Regions from separate parts of the Homo sapiens genome. Here region 1 is linked to region 2. Evidence: chromatin loops called from intact Hi-C (ENCODE). Cell type or tissue: HepG2. All regions are shown on one strand. Links, peaks and the distances in the headings refer to the core of each region. The heading gives the core; the rest is flanking DNA. Region 1 overlaps SEZ6L (seizure related 6 homolog like). Region 2 overlaps SEZ6L (seizure related 6 homolog like).

Evidence for each region. A loop is a pair of places that touch in the nucleus more often than their neighbours do. Peaks named below come from ENCODE experiments on the same cell type or tissue, not always from the same donor. Only the 100,000 strongest peaks of a DNase experiment are listed, where the experiment ranks them.
Region 1: a loop joins it to region 2, with 7 times the contacts of the local background. A loop is called at or near these places in 1 of 110 quality-filtered maps.

Annotation. Positions count from the first base shown.
Region 1 is chr22:26,301,200-26,305,601 of GRCh38, forward strand. The region is part of intron 5 of SEZ6L (seizure related 6 homolog like); the gene reads left to right. Among named protein-coding and RNA genes, the nearest start is that of SEZ6L-AS1, 57 kb to the left of the region's middle. In HepG2, for the core only: no CTCF peak of the experiment used is centred there; a DNase peak (open chromatin) is centred at 2,442; H3K27me3 peaks cover 225 bases.
Region 2 is chr22:26,250,481-26,254,882 of GRCh38, forward strand. All of the region lies in intron 1 of SEZ6L (seizure related 6 homolog like), which reads left to right. Among named protein-coding and RNA genes, the nearest start is that of SEZ6L-AS1, 6.1 kb to the left of the region's middle. In HepG2, for the core only: no CTCF peak of the experiment used is centred there; no DNase peak of the experiment used is centred there.

The sequences.
Region 1 (4,402 bases), core at 300-4,299, 51 kb after region 2:
CTGGTGCCCTCTAGTAAAAAGAAGTGGGCTTTCTGAGCCAGCAGACAGAATCTGAGACTTCGAGGACAGAAGGAATTTTAAGCACCTGTTGGGCGTTGTTTGTCATTCAGAGCCTTTCCTATCTAGGTACTCATTCGACAAACATCCGCCGAGCGCCCACTGTGTGGTAGGCATTGCACCTGTTGCTAGAGCTATTGCAGGGACCCTGACCCAGTTCCTGCTCTCACAGAGTTTCCAGTCAAGGTGAGGCTGTAGTATGTAAATGAGTAAACAAGGATGCAAACATGCTGGTAACAGATTGTGTTAAGGACCAGGAAAGAAATTCACATGGTGGAATGATGCAGAGTGAGGATGGAGAGGACATCAGTTATTGTGAGAGGCGTTGCAATGCAGAAAAGGTATACAGGAAGAAGCTGTGATAGAGGACCTCACCTGGGAGGAGGACAGTGATGAGCGAAGGGTCAGGGAAGGATTACCTGATAACACTCCAAGATTTGGAAGTTGAGTAGGAAATAGACTGAGGGTGGAAAATGGGGGGGAGAAGGGGGAAACATTCCAGGCAGATGCACTAGCACATGCTAAGGTTCAGAGGTCAGAAGGAACTCGATGAGTTTGAGAAAGCAAATAAATAAATAAGATCAATCTGACTAAACTGCAGAGAAAATATCAGGACAGGAGGCTGGGGCAGTGGTCAGAAACTGTATTGCTCAAGGTCATGAGAAGACAGGTGGACTAGGTAGGAGATATCTGGAAAAATTTAAGCATAAGGGTGATCATTCTGACTTCTATTTGGCAAAAATGATTGAGGATGGTCAGAGTGGATCCATGGAAATCAAGGTGGACAATATCTACTATTTCACTTGAACTCAGGGAGATAAGATTACCACTTTCATAGGCAAAGAGAATGAGGCTTAGAGAGATGAAGTAACATACTTGAAGTGGCGAACTTAGTCCAGATCCCTTCTCTCCTGAGCTCCTCCCCTTACAGCTTCCTTACTCAAAGTGTGGTCCTCGGACTAGCAAAATTATTAGAAATGCATAATCCTGAGCCCCATGCAAAACCAAATGAATCAAAATTTTCACTTTAACATGGCCCTTGGGTGACTCATATGCACATTACACCTGGAGAAGCACTGGTTTGTAACGCACTGTCCCTGCACCAGTGGGCACAGCCTTGGCCATCTTCAGCTATCAAGAGAGCAAAACCCTTTTAGAATTCTCAAAAGTCCTGATGGTGGTTGAGAGAGTATAGGTTGCCCTGCCACCTACTATGTGCCAGGCTATGAGCCATGTGTGAAGAGAATATTGGAACTAATGAGACATAATTCCTGCCCTCCAGTTATTCATAGCCAAGTGGAGCTCAAAAAGGAAATGAGAGCTAATGATAAATTCTGAGATTCAATTGTTACAGTATTGTTCCCCCAAGGCCCTTCAGAATTTTTCTTTCTTTTTTTTAAACAAAGATAAAATTCCAAACCATAGGGCAGTTGGTCTTCACGCCTCTCTCACATTAATTTTTATCTATGTGTGAAATCAGGGAGGAATTAAGCTTCCATTTGTGCTAAGAAAGATGGATGGGGAGCCACGGCTGGCAAATTGAAGCCAAACAGAGCCATCAGTTGGCTTAATCAGGCAAAGAAGGGAAGCAGAGAAGCCGCAAACGATCAGCAGCTTGGGAGGACAGATGGCCAGAGCCCCCCACCAGGGACAGTGTCCTCCATTTCTCAGCTCCTGAGCCACAGGGCAATAGAGCTGGCTATGTTTTGAGTGCCCACTCTGTGCCAGGGATGGCATGAAGCTCCCCATGCCCATCGTTTCATTGATTTCTCACTACTGTCCTATAAGGAGGGTGGACTTATCACCATTTTACAGTGGGTAAACATGTGACTTGTCTTAGATCCACAGCAGATGACTGGCAAGGTTTCAACCTAGGGCTGGCTTATTTCACAGAACAATCTCTCCTCTAGGACAGAAGGGCAGCCTGGAGAGAGAAATGAACCTAGCTTTCTGTCTGTGGTCCTGAAAGAAGTATGGAGCTTCTTGGCAATGTCTTTGCTGTAGGTCACAACACAGTCTGGAGCAGAGATAAGAGTTATCCACCGTTCTCTGCTACTGCAAGCCCCATTCAGTCATACTGTCATTCAACAAACATTTAATGGGTACCTGCTATGTATCAAGCTTTGAGCTGATATTAGAGATACAAAAAGGAAAAAATATTTATTCTTTCATTCAACAAACATTTTATAAAGCAACTACTATATGCCATATACCTTTCTGGATTAGCAGGTTATCATAAATAAGACAGACAGTGGAGTAGTGACTTCGATAAGAGATACTGGAGTGAGGCAGCCTGAGCTTGAGTCTCAACTGCTCCACTTATTATGTGTATGTCCTTGAGGAAGTGGCGTAATACCTTTGAACTTCTTTTTTCCTCTTTTGCAAAATTAATCGTGGTTATTCAGTAAATATTTACTGAGCACATTCTACATACCAGGAGCTCTTCTGGTTGCTGGTAGTGTGACTGAAAGCAAACAAACAAAAAGTAGTCCTAGCTTTTGTGGAACCTACAAACCCCTTAGCCATCTGTGAGATGGTTCCAAATAACCTGTCCCACTTTTGCTTCCTCTCCTATATCTCTGAAAATGAAGGGGGAACCAAGCGTCCTGTGCTTGGGAAGGAAATATTTTTCAAGCTCCTTTGATCCTCATAAAAGATAGAAATGGCTCCCAAGACTTGAAACCCTGGTCATGGTGTAGGGCTTTACTCAATCGTGGCCCTGGGCTATTCTTCACATCCCTTCCTCCTGGACTGACTGCCACGCTCTGTGAGAAGCATCTGCTACCCACCATCTCTCCTCAGAAAATTCAAAACTGGCTGAGTGCTGTGGCTGATGCCTCTAATCCTTACATTTTGGGAGGCCAAGGCAGGTGGATCACGAGGTCAGGAGTTCGAGACCAGCCTGGCCAAGATGGTGAAACCCCATCTCTACTAAAAATACAAAAATTAGCTGGGCGCGGTGGTGGGCACCTGTAATCCCAGCTACTCAGGAGGCTGAGGCAGGAGAATCACTTGAACCTGGGAGGCAGAGGTTGCAGTGAGCTGAGATCGTGCCATTGCACTCTAGCCTGGGTGACAGAGCAAGAGTTTGTCTCAAAAAAAAAAAAAGAAAGAAGAAAGAAAGAAAGAAAGAAAGAAAGAAAGAAAGAAAGAAAGAAAGAAAGAAAGAAAGAAAAAGAAAGGAAAGAAAATTCAAAACTGTTCTCTCATATAGTACGTGAGAAAACAATTTCCTAAGAACCAAATATCTCCTAAGAATTAGAGTAAAAATAAGAATACCTTCTCGCTTGAGAACTGGAAAGTGTTCTTTCCAGTGCACAAATCACTTTTTAATATTTTTCATTAGATTTTTATGATAAAAGTAATAGATGATTCTGGTAAGAAATTTTTCAAGAAATAGTGAAGTGTAAGAAATAGGAACAAATCACTTTTATATTCATGGTCTCAATTGATTCTTGAAAATAGCTTATTAAAATAGGTATGGCACACTATTTTCTAACTTGCTTTTTTTTTCACTTAAAAAATAGTGAGCATCTTCCTATATGCTGAAGTATTCTTTGAGAACATGGTATTTAGTTTCTGAATGGGTGGAGTGTATTTACAGTTATGCATCACTTAACAATGGGGATATGTTCTAGGAAATGCATCTTTAGATGATGTCATCATTGCGTGAACATCATAGAGTGTATGTACACGAGCCTTGATGGTATAGCCTACTACATACCCAGGCTATATGGTACAGCCTATTGCTTCTCCGCTACAAACCTGTACAGCATGTTACTGTGCTGAACACATTGTAACACAAAGGTATTTGTTTATCTAAACATAGAAAAGATACAATAAAAATATAATATTAAAATCTTATGGGACCACTGCCATATATACACTCTGTTGTAAATTGAAACACTGTTATGTGGCACATGATGTATTTCACTAAACATCTGTGAGTGGACATTCATCTTGGTGTTTTTTTTATTTTTCATTCCTAGAAACAAGATAGCCATGAATATCCTCATTCCTAACTCTTGGTGCAAATCTCTAAATCTTTTCTTATTATAATTATCCAGAACCGCATTTGGCGGATCAAAGTGTTTGAGCACGTTTTCTAGGCTTTTCACTAAATTGCCCTCCCGAAAGGTCATAACAGTTTGCATTCTAACCAGTCATGATGAAAGTGAGCATTTCCCATCACCCTTACCATCTCCAGATTTTATTGCTGCTTTTTATCTTGGCCGATTAGGTGGATGAAAGTAGAATACAGCTTAGATTTGCATTTCATTTGTTATTAGTGAGGCTGAATTTTTAGTGCTTACTGAGTACTAGAAATATATTTCTTCTTTTGTGA
Region 2 (4,402 bases), core at 78-4,077:
GATTCATTTCTGGGTTTGCGATTCTGTTCCATTGGTCTATGTATCTGTTTTTATGCTGGCACCATGCTGTTTTAGGTACTATAGCTTTGCAGTATATTTTGAAGTCAGGTAGTATGATGCCTCCAGCTTTGTTCTTTTTGCTCAGGATTGCTTTGGCTATTCGGGATCTTTTGTGCTTCCATAGGAATTTTAGAACTTTTTCTATCTCTGTGAAGAATGTCATTGGTATTTTATAGGGATTGCATTGTATCTGTAGATCACTTTTGGTAATATAGTCATTTTCACAATATTAATTATTTCAATTCATGAATATGGGATGTCTTTCTATTTTTTTGTGTCCTCTTCAATTTCTTTTATCAGTGTTCATAGCTTTCCTTATAGAGGTCTTTCACCTCCTTAGCTAAACTTATTCCTAAGCATTTTATATATTTTTGAGGTAGCTATTGTAAATGGGATTGTTTTTCTTGATTTCTTCTTTTCAGCTAGTTTGTTGTTGATGTATAGAAGTTCCTCTGATTTTTGTATGTTAATTTCATACTCTGCAACTTTACTGAATTTGTTGATCAGTTCTAAGAGTTTTTTGGTGGAGTCTTTAGTTTTTCCTAAATATAAGATCATGTCATCTGCAAACAACTTTCCACTTTGGATGTTCTTTCTTTCTTTGCCTAGTTGCTCTGGCTAGGGTCTCCAGCACTGTGTTTAATAGGAGTGGTGAGAGTAGGCAGCCTTGTCTTGTTCTAGTTCTTAAAGGAAAAGCTTTTCACTTTTATCCATTCATTATGATGTAAGCTGTGGATTTTCCATATATGGCCTTTATTGTGTTGAGGTATTCTCCTTTTATTCCTAATTTGTTGAAAGTTTTTTTTTTTTTTTTATCATGAATGGATGTTGAATTTCATTAAATGCTTTTTCTGCAAGTCTTGAAATAATCATATGGTTTTTGTCTTTGATTCTTTTGGGGTAGTGTATCACATTTATTGATTTGCACATATTAAAGCATCAGCAAGTGCTGCATGTCCCAGAAGCTACTTCAGGGCCTGTAAAGACTGAAGGGGAGCTGGAGAAAGTCAGGCATCTTGGGTTTGTGTATTTGGGGTGGTGGGAGGAGGCTTGGAGTCAGTTTTTCATTCTAATCCCATCTTGGTTAGCTTAGGGCTGCTAGGGGGATCCTTGCTAAGGCAGCAAAGTGCCTGCACAGAATCAGTGCCCCCTGGAAAGGGGATGTCATTATGGAAACTGCTCAGTGGTATTTGTGAAATGGAGGTGTCTCACCCCAGGCCAGGGAGACTCACAGCCCCTGAGCCAGGATGGACATCTATATCCCAACACACATTCAAGTCTTGCCTGATAGAGCAAAGGAGTGGTCCTGTGTGTGGCCACTCATCCCCCTGGAAGTAAGTGGGGGTGTCCTGCCCACTCCCTGCTCCTCCCCATGCATCTCCCTGGATACCTTTGGAATCCTGAGATCACCCCCACCCCACCCCTATTTAAACTCAATGGGGCAAAATAACTCCAAGTGTTGTCTGTGAATGGCGGCAGCAGGAGCAGCGGCGGCAGCAGCAGCATCAGCGACAGCAGCAGCACAGGCAGCAGCAGCACCTGGGAGCTAGTTAGAAATGCAGACGCTTGGATCCCATCCCAGGCCTACCCAGTCAGAGTCTACATTTTAACAAGGTCCCCAGGTGTCTCATGTGCACATTCAAATTTAAGAAGCTGGACTAGAGAATGAAAAAAGGAAAGGGTTGGGCTAAGAAAAGGGTAACCTAACTCTAGAAAGGAAGTAATTTAGTTTTTCAGTGATTTATGCACTTATTTTTGGTTATCTATCTGAAGTTCAGACTCTACCAAAGATCCTTGAAAAACCCCTTTGCAGAATCATTCCCTACCTCAGATGAAGTTCTCAAAATTGACAAAGAAACATGTGTGTATATATATAGATATTTCAACTTTTATTTTAGATTCATGGGGTACATGTACAGGTTTGTTACATGGGTATGGTACATGATGCTGAGGTTTGGAGTATGATTGATCTCATCACCCAGGTACTGAGCATATTACCCAATCTTTAGTTTTTCAGTCTTGTCCCCCTCCCTCACTCCTCCCTCTAGTAGCCCCACTGTCTATTGTGACCATCTAAATGTACATATGCATCCAATGTTTAGCTTCCACTTATAAGTGAGAACATGCAGTATTTGGCTTTCTGTTCCTGAGTTAACTCACTTAAGATAATGGCACCCAGTTGCATCCATGTTCCTGCTAGGGACGTGATTTTGTTCTTTGTTTATGGCTGCATAGTATTTCACAGTGTATATGTACCACATTTATTTTATCCAATCCATCATTGATGGGCACCTAGGTGGATTCCATGTCTTTGCTATGGTGAATAGTGCTGTAATTAACATGCAAGTGCATGTGTCATTTTAGTAGAATGACTTATTTTCTTTTGGATATATGCCCAGTAAGAGGATTGCTAGGTCGAATTGTAGTTCTGCTTTAAGTTCAACAAAGAGTAATATTAATAGTGGTAGCAGACAGTCTTCGGGGCCTACCTCTGGGCCAGGCATTGGGCTAAGAGTTTAGAGTGAATTATTTCATTTAATCCTCACATCTCCCTAGAAGGGTGGGTATTATTATTCTCCTCCATTTTATAAATTTGAAATCCAAAATGATGTGGCTGGCCCAGAATCACAGTGTAAGCAAATTACACATCTGGCTTTGAACGAGGTCTTCCTGCTCCTAGGCCTCTCTTTGACCACCAGGATACCCTTTCTTATGCATCAGAAGGGCATCACCAGCATAGTCTTGGCTTCAGCTCTCCACTCCTGCATAAAATGTGTATGTTCCCCTGCCTCTGGAACCTTTATTGTTGGTGGTACTGCTGCTGCTGCTGATGATGATGATATTTAGTTGGTTTTTTTGACTGTCCCTAGACCCTTATTTAGGCTGTTCCTTTTACCCCCCTACTTGCAATGTCCTTTCTCAACGTTTTCACCTATTTGCATTAAAAGTCCTAGAAGAAAAGATATCAGGGCTCTTGACTTCATTTTTTAAACCCACAGTGCCGAGCTCATTGCTTGTACAAAATAGATGCCCAGAAAATGCTTGTTGAAGTTAGTTTATTATTTAGTTCAATTATTATTTGGTTCTTTATCATTAGTGCGTTATTATTTAGTTGAACTATTTAGTTAAATTTAGTTTACTGTATACATTCTCAATGAGGGCAATGTTGCCCCCAAAGGGACAAAAATTGGTGCTTAGGTTCCTGTGTATGTATAAAAAACAGATCTCCTATGGTATATAAATAAGTATACAGTATATCTGCAGTATTAAATTTTCATGGAAAAAGTCATCTTAAAAGGCTCCTGGGACAGGTGATAATGAGGAAAAAAGATTTTATAAGGATGAGTTTATAATATAATTCATTCAAAGTTTTAGTCTTAAAAATCTGGACGACAAAACACAAATAGACAGAATACTTAATTAAATAACTCACCAAGGATGAAACACAAGTGGAAAACTCATGGGAAATGTTCATCCTTCGTAGAGGTCAAGTGAATGCACCTGCAACTACCCTTGAGGGACCACATTACACCAACTAAATTAGCTTAGAATGTTTAAACCAATAACACTTGGTGTTGGCAAGGTTATTAGAACATTGGTAAGCTCAGGGGCTTTGTGATTTGAAAGACCCCTTAGGAAAGCAACACGGCAATTCTGTCCAGCTAGAGCGGTAAAACTGTTCATGCCCTTTGACCAAAGGATTTCATTCCAGGGAATTTCTGCTTGAAGATGGATTCAACTGTAGCAAAAGTTGTATACACAAAGATGCTCATTAACTACAGCTAGCACTGAAAAAGAAAAAGGAAGAGGAGAAGTGAGGAAGGAAAGGGACGGAAGAGGGAGAAGGGGAAGCAGAAACGGAGAGCAGGAAGGAGGAAAGGAAGGAAGATGGGAGGGAAGGAAAAATGTCAAACAAAATGAACACATGTAGGCCAGCTGCAGTGGCTCATGCCTGCAATCCCAGCACTTTGGGAGGCCACGGCGGGAGGATTGCTTGAACCCAGGAATTTGAGGCTGCAGTGAGCTATGATTGTGACACTGCACTCCAGCCTGGGTGATGAAATGAGATCCTGTCTTTAAAAATAAATAAATAACACATGTAAAACACCCAACAGAGTGCTGAGCATTTGGTGAGTGCTCTACAGACAGTACTATCGCCATTAATTCTTCCTCTCTACTAGCAGTAAGACCAGAGCAATTGAGCATCTGTCCTACTGGGGGGCTTCAGAAGGAGGGTGAGTGTCAGGGGTCTTAATGAGGAGGGTCTAGAATACAGCTCCAGCAAGCTAAGATAGTGGACAGCTGCCAAGATCGTGGATAGAGGGATATCCTACACAGCTCT